Linked DNA regions of Homo sapiens: region 1 is linked to region 2. Evidence: chromatin contacts called from ENCODE Hi-C or POLR2A ChIA-PET data. All regions are on one chromosome and are shown on one strand. The core of a region is the stretch at or near the end of the contact, and the rest is flanking DNA. Distances in the headings are between cores, read along the strand shown. Region 1 has its middle 31 kb from the start of TIPARP. Region 2 has its middle 51 kb from the start of SSR3.

Region 1 (3,283 bases), core at 246-2,745, 38 kb before region 2:
CCTTTGATCCTACCTCTTAGAATAGATTCTGAACAAGTAATTCGTAAGGGAAAAAAAGCCAAATAGACAAAGATTCGCTGCATTATTTCTTATAGAAAAGATTATGAAATGTATGTTGGACAACAGGAAAATAATGTAAAAGATGATGTAGCTATTAAAATGTAGATTACAAGGACTACACAGCAACATGGAACATGCTTCTGAAATTGTATTAATTGAAAATGGCAGAAGGCACCCACTGTGATTATCCACAATGGCTAGAAAAGATCAGGGCCAAACAAAAAGTTGGATTTGCTGAGGTGACAAGATTGTAGGCAAAAGTTTTCTTTCAGTTATTTAGATTTATTGTGTAATACAGACAGAATATTTATGTAATTAGAATTTTATTTTCAGAGTAAAAGAGAAATAGGATACTGTGACCCTTTCCTACTCTTATTGGAGGCTTCAGGATTTCACTATAATGCAAAGCTCCAAATCAAGCTCAGTTTTGGTATTTTCTGATAAATATTAGAAGCTCACTCCTAATTTGAAATGGTCAGCCTTTTTCATAGGATGGTTTATGTGTAGATAAGTAGCTCTTACATTAATCCAATTAACTTGGAAGATTGTAGGCAGGAATGTACACCAATCATAGTGTCCACTTGTTAAATTTTTTAAATTACAGGACAAAGCATAGGAGAAAATGGCATTTTAAAATTATGGTATTCACATTTAAAAAATACTCAATATATTTTTGTTTTCAACCATGTTTCAGGTGATGAATCTCTACATTTAAGGCAGTGGATTTAGCTGTAAATCTGAAACAAGAAGTGCACAATTTCACCTGTGTTTCCAGACTTCTGGATGCTCTTGTAGTGTTTTTATTGTACTTTTTTCAGATCAACAATTGGACCCATTGCATTATTTTTAGAGATGCTTCACCTGAAAGGCGGTCTGGAGGTTGAAGAAAAAAATATTCAGCATATTATTTGGAAATATAACTAAAATATTGTTTAAAACAAATTCATCCTATGTATCCTCACTATTTTGAACACACTGTCTTACCCTTAGCACTGTATCTATCTCATCAACAGCAAAAATAGAAAAGCCAGACATAGTCTTCTATACTGGGGGGATGGCAGAGCAGAGCAAGGGAGGAGGGGGAAAATAAACCATAACTTCTTGTGGCTGTTCTGGCTGAGGAAAGTTAGGTTTCAACAGCAGGCTTGAAATGAGTTATAGGCTCACTGATGGAGGGGGATGGGTTGAGGGGAGGAAACTATTTTCTGCTCTGGGCTCCCACACTCAACAGGGGAATGGGAAAAGAGTTATGTGCCCTCCAGTACCTCCGAGAACAGCTTTCTTAGTGTTCACCTACTGAGCTTGAGGCAAATTTTCAAGATAGATGATCTAGTTCCTCCTCTCTGTTTAGTGGCTGCCCCTACCCTCAGAGATAGCTGTGCGGAAACCGCATGAGTGTGTGTGTAAGTGCAGGCACGCATGTGTTTGCGTGGAAGGTGGGAGTGGTAGCAGAGGCAGGGGAATGAGGAAGGAGAGGAAAATCTCAGAGAGAATAATGAGGCTGTTGAGTGTGGGAGCCCAGTGCAGAAAATATTCTGGTGCTTGAGAGAGAACAGGAAGGAGTGTGTATTTGTGTATGTTTCTTTTCTTAGATCGTTTCATTCAGGAGGCATCTCCCTGGAGACTGAGGAAATTGTAGGAGTCCCCTGGGGTACTGTCAGCTCTACTTGCTGAGCTTCTGGAGAAAGAGTGAAATACTAGGTAAAGGAGATGCCTCCAGCCGGCTTCCAGGCAGAGGCAGTACTGAGAAGAAGGTGCAGGGAGGTGAGAGGGACCCCTGCCCTGAATAAATTGGAGATATTTCCAGATGTGCTCCCTCCCCACACTCAGCCTCGCTGTGCTAGCTCTCGTCAGGAAGGACAGTAGGATTGTACCATGACTCCCTGAAGCTCTAGGTTGGCAGGAGGGATGCTCCTCACGGTATGCGCTCACCTTCCTTGCTCTGGCCATAACCACTAAGCCTCCCAGCTTCAAATAAGAGCCATTCCTGTGACAACTGCTAAGTCCAGGGAGTGGTTGGAGGGCTGACACTTTCCCTCCTAGGGACTTCAGAAGCCCTGTGGTCTGCCAAAGACTGTCCCTGGCCCTCTGTCCATTCTCCCGAAAGGACTGCCTGCCAGAAGCTTAGAACCAGCAGCCACTAGGGCAGAGGAAGCCTGTGAGTTTGAAATGCCTCACCACACATTTGCAACAGCCTTCTTTGCTACTCTTTTTCATTGCAAATGTGAAGTAATCCATCTGCATTCTTGCTTCTGTGGTCCTATTTATATCATTGTTTCTGGAGAAAGTGTGCTCTATGTTGCAAAAAACAAAAAAAAACCCTGATAAACAAACATCTGAAACACAGACTCTTTAAAGAATAATGTCTTGTAGCCTCTGGGAATGCCACCTATTTACTAAAACAAACATGTCTCACGCATCCTATGCCAGGCTTTGAAACACTGTCAGTGCTTTCATAAACTGGGTCACTGCGGCTAGTGCTCTGGGATGTACAATGACAGGGCAGGAAGTGCCCTTGAATTACACAGTGAGACCCTCTAATTCTCTTTCCTTCTGATTACAACAAGGAGGTTGTTTCAGTTTGGAGCTGATGGATTTGAACACCTTTCCAACACTTGCTTGTTACTATTATTACTGTTTTAACAGGCCATATGTTCAGAGCTTTTTGGCAGGTTTCTGGCTAGAATTTAATTTGTTTGCTTTGTTTTTGTTGCATTTATTTTTGTAATTAACTTCTGTTCATGGCCATTGATATTGGTCTTCCCTTTATGTTGTGATCATGTATTTTAAAAAATAAACTGAAGTCAGACATAAAAGTTCTATTTAAAGAAAGAAATAGTTATGATGTTGTGCAACGTGGCAAAAGCATGTTCAAAAATTTGGGAAACCCAGCGTTCACATATTATAGAGCACCTTGATAAAGTACTGAAAGCAAACTCATTAAAACAGTGTTTCTTGCTACCCATAGGGAACAACTAGGGTTTTTTTTTTAATTGTTTTTAATTTATCATGACCAATTGCTGCTGTAAAATATAATAAAAATGAATTATTATAAACATTATCATGTGCTTGGGTTTAAGGACAATGTCATGTTGCTATATAAGTTATTAAATGCTTACTTTCTGTTTCTGCACTTACCTTGCCACAAAATTCTTACAACCCCCCACGGACCAGCATCCCATCACACTTTGTTATTTATTTATGTATTTATTTATTTATTTTT
Region 2 (3,215 bases), core at 561-3,060:
CAAAAGACTTGAATAGATAATTCTCCAAAGACGATGTACGAGTGGCTAACAAACATATGAAGAGAATGCACAACATCACTAATCATAAGAGAAAGATAAATCAAAACCATAATTACATACCACCTCATACCTATTTGGATGGCCAATATCCGAAAAACAGAAAATAACAAATGTTGGCAAGAATACAGAGAAATTGGAATCCTTGCACACTGTTGGTGGGAATGTAAAATGGTTCAACCACTATAAAAACGGTATGGAAGTTCCTCAAAAAATTAAAAATAGAATTGCCATATGATCCAGCATATATACTCACTTCTGGGTATATATCCAAAAGAATTCAAAGCAGGATTTTGAGGAGATATTTGCACACCTAGGTTTATCACAGCATTATTCAAAATAGCCAAGTGGTGAAAGCAACCCAAATGTCTACCAACAGATGAATGGATGAAGAAAATGTATAAAAGTATATACATCTAATGGAATATTACGCTGCCTTAAGAGAGAAGGAAATTCTGTCACATGCTACAACACGGATGAAACTTGAGGACATTATGCTAAACATTCACAAAAGTACAAATACTGCATGATTCCACTCAGATATAGAGTCTAAAATAGTCAAAATTAAACAGAAAGTTGAAAGGCAGTTACTAAGGCAGAGGGGAGAGCGAATTAGCGTTGAACGGGGTTTCACTTTTACAAGATGGAGAAGTCCTAGAGATCTGTTGCACAACAATGTAAATATGCTTAGCACTCCTGAACTATACACTGAAAAATGGTTAAGATGGTAAATTTTAAGTTCTGAGTTTTCTACCACAATAAAATTATTTTTAAAATAGATTACACAACTCTGGTATGTTCTGGTTTAAAAACATATACATGTATGTATATATGCAGTTACTGGCAGTTTATACATGAAACTATTAGTACTAGATATTTATGAAAAATATTTTTCCCTCTACTTTTTTTCTTATTTAAATAAATCCGGATAATGTGTGTGTGTGGAGTACTGAGAAAGGCCTCCGTATCTAGGGGTAAACTGTGGGGACTTTTTCTGGCCAACCAAGCCAGCAGCAAACAGCAGGAAAGCGGGCAAATTTTGGACACAAATACAGCACCAGCCTCTGCCCTGGGTCTCTCCTCCGTTCACCACAGATCTCTTAGAGCTTTTCTTCAGAGCTTGGCCCCCTGCCTGCCCCCTCCCTTTAGCGATGTGTGGGGAAATTTCGTTTTATTTTGTCCTTCTTCCACCTTTTCCAGCCGCCGTGGAGTGCAGCGCTTTGGAACTTGAGCACGCGCGCTGCGCAGCCAGAGCGTCTACACACTGAGCCCGCACAGCTTCTGGGCACACGCACCCCGGGTCGGCCGGCCGGCCGGCCGGCTGGCTCCCCACCGCCCTGGTGAAATGGTTTGTCCCCAGTCGCAAGCTGTTTGGGTTGTTTGGAAATGTCTTTTCCTTGCCTGCGCCTCACCCTGAGCACATCCCCTTGCTTCTGGTAATAGCCTTCTAATAATCGCACGTTCGGCACGTCCTGTGTACCGACCACTCTGGGAAAAGGAGCAGCAGGGAGGCTAGGCTAGGAGCGGCCTAATCCAGGCGCCAGGCGGTCTTTGGAGAAGGGCCCTGTCCTTTGGAGAAGTCTGAAGCTTGCTGGAAATGTTTGATGACCGTTTTCCACTAACTTTTGTCATGCAGAGCCCAGGCTGAAAAAAGCTAGTCATCACATTCCAGTGTGGTCAAGGAGCGGTAAGGCGTGGATCTGAGCTTTCCTGATCCCCTGGTCCCTCTCAGAGCCCCAGTCCCCACCCTCTCCAGCCCTCAGCAGAGGAGAGAAGTGGCCGGGTGCTGGGAGGGGCTGAGGCCCGTTACTAATGAGTGTGACTTGGAAGCTGGACAGGAGAACTGCTTGCTGGTGTACATGTTCCCCCACCCCCACTGCTTTAAGATAAAAAGCAGGAGCCCCCAGAAGGGAAAATACGTGGCCTTTTTTTTTTTTTTTTCCTTTTGGACCTTGGAAACCAAGTGATAAAATAACAGTAATGCGAATGAAACTCTCCCTGAAACACTAATAAGAAAACTAATTGCAGATTCTAGGACAAGTCTCTCAGTGCCTCCAAGTGTTGCCATTTTGCTTACAAAGAAGTGAGATAAAGGGAGACAATGAAATACATTAAGTAGGTCATTGTGGGGGGAAAGTCTGAGTTCTAATGCACTTTCAGTTGTTTTTAGTCTCTTGATTATACCCAATGTTGACTGATACTGGAATCTTATTTCCATGATTGGACACAGTTACAATTTACCTCGATTAGTTATTAAGAATTGCAATGTAAATGTCAGATCGGTAGTACAGAAATTAAGTACAGATTTGCTCTTAGGCAGTTTTGCTTTTATTGGTTAACAGTATGGTGAACAGTAAAGAAAAAGATTGCTTGAAGCATAATTATGCAAATAGAAGCTGTTGCTATATGTTTCAAATGGATTATTTGTAGAAAAATCTATAGTCATCTACAGCAAATATTTAATTAATTTCCAGTCTTCTACTTGGCTAGGAACTTCATCAAATGAAGATGATGCAATCAGCACAAATTTATTGAGTGACACCTCTGTGTGGGATACTGTTCTGATCACCTTCTATTCACTCCATTATTGAAAGAGGAATTCCCCACCCTAAATAGTATGAGATAGTGGAACATCCAGCACCCAACACTGGACAGATGAGATTGATGGCAGTTTATGACTCACATAAGCTCACAGCCTAGGGGAGGACACAGGACACCATGCAGCGTCACTTGGGGTTGCACTCAGGAGTAGAGTGGACAAGCATGGCCTATGGGAGGCAAGTTCTGTAGCAACACAGGCTGGGGTGACCCCTGGTTCCCACTGGAGGATGAGTGGCTTATTTGAATAATTTCACAGGCTGGCAGGGAAGTAGAACCCCTTAGGTTGAAGACCAGGTAGCGTGCAGCTCATTTAGCTAATAGGGAAACTAGCCAGATGAGGAGCCTTTTCCACTGGGGAGGGCCTATCTGGCAAAAGCAGAACTCACAGTTAGTCTTTGGGGGCTCCAGGAAGCTCAAAGATGTCAAGGCAGCACAAAAAACTTTAGGCCTTACACTATAGATCCAAAAGAAGAGTAAGACATAGTCCTTGGCTGTAAAGAACTTGAGTTTTCTAGGCTGGGGTGGGAGTGGGGGTGCCAAACTATTATACATGGTTC

The links. Hi-C counts contacts between places; a loop is a spot of excess contacts on that map. ChIA-PET counts read pairs that join two places held with the same protein, here RNA polymerase II (POLR2A). Pooled maps may share reads with other maps.
Region 1: a map of K562 shows a loop between it and region 2 (4-fold over the local background). The contact joins two enhancer-like sites. A Hi-C loop is called at or near these places in 3 of 168 maps with a recorded cell type or tissue (GM13977, K562 and naive thymus-derived CD4-positive, alpha-beta T cell), 10 of 37 single-sample maps with no recorded cell type and 8 of 50 pooled maps. POLR2A ChIA-PET finds 5 or more read pairs at or near these places in 8 of 52 experiments (H1, K562, OCI-LY7 and 5 more).

Annotation. Positions count from the first base shown.
Region 1 is chr3:156,642,168-156,645,450 of GRCh38, reverse strand. No RefSeq gene overlaps it. Among named protein-coding and RNA genes, the nearest start is that of TIPARP, 31 kb to the left of the region's middle. Within about 2 kb of position 1,495, at least 10 of the 41 ENCODE cell types and tissues checked have a DNase peak (open chromatin) inside an H3K27ac peak, as active enhancers do.
Region 2 is chr3:156,604,411-156,607,625 of GRCh38, reverse strand. No RefSeq gene overlaps it. Among named protein-coding and RNA genes, the nearest start is that of SSR3, 51 kb to the right of the region's middle. Within about 2 kb of position 1,810, at least 24 of the 41 ENCODE cell types and tissues checked have a DNase peak (open chromatin) inside an H3K27ac peak, as active enhancers do.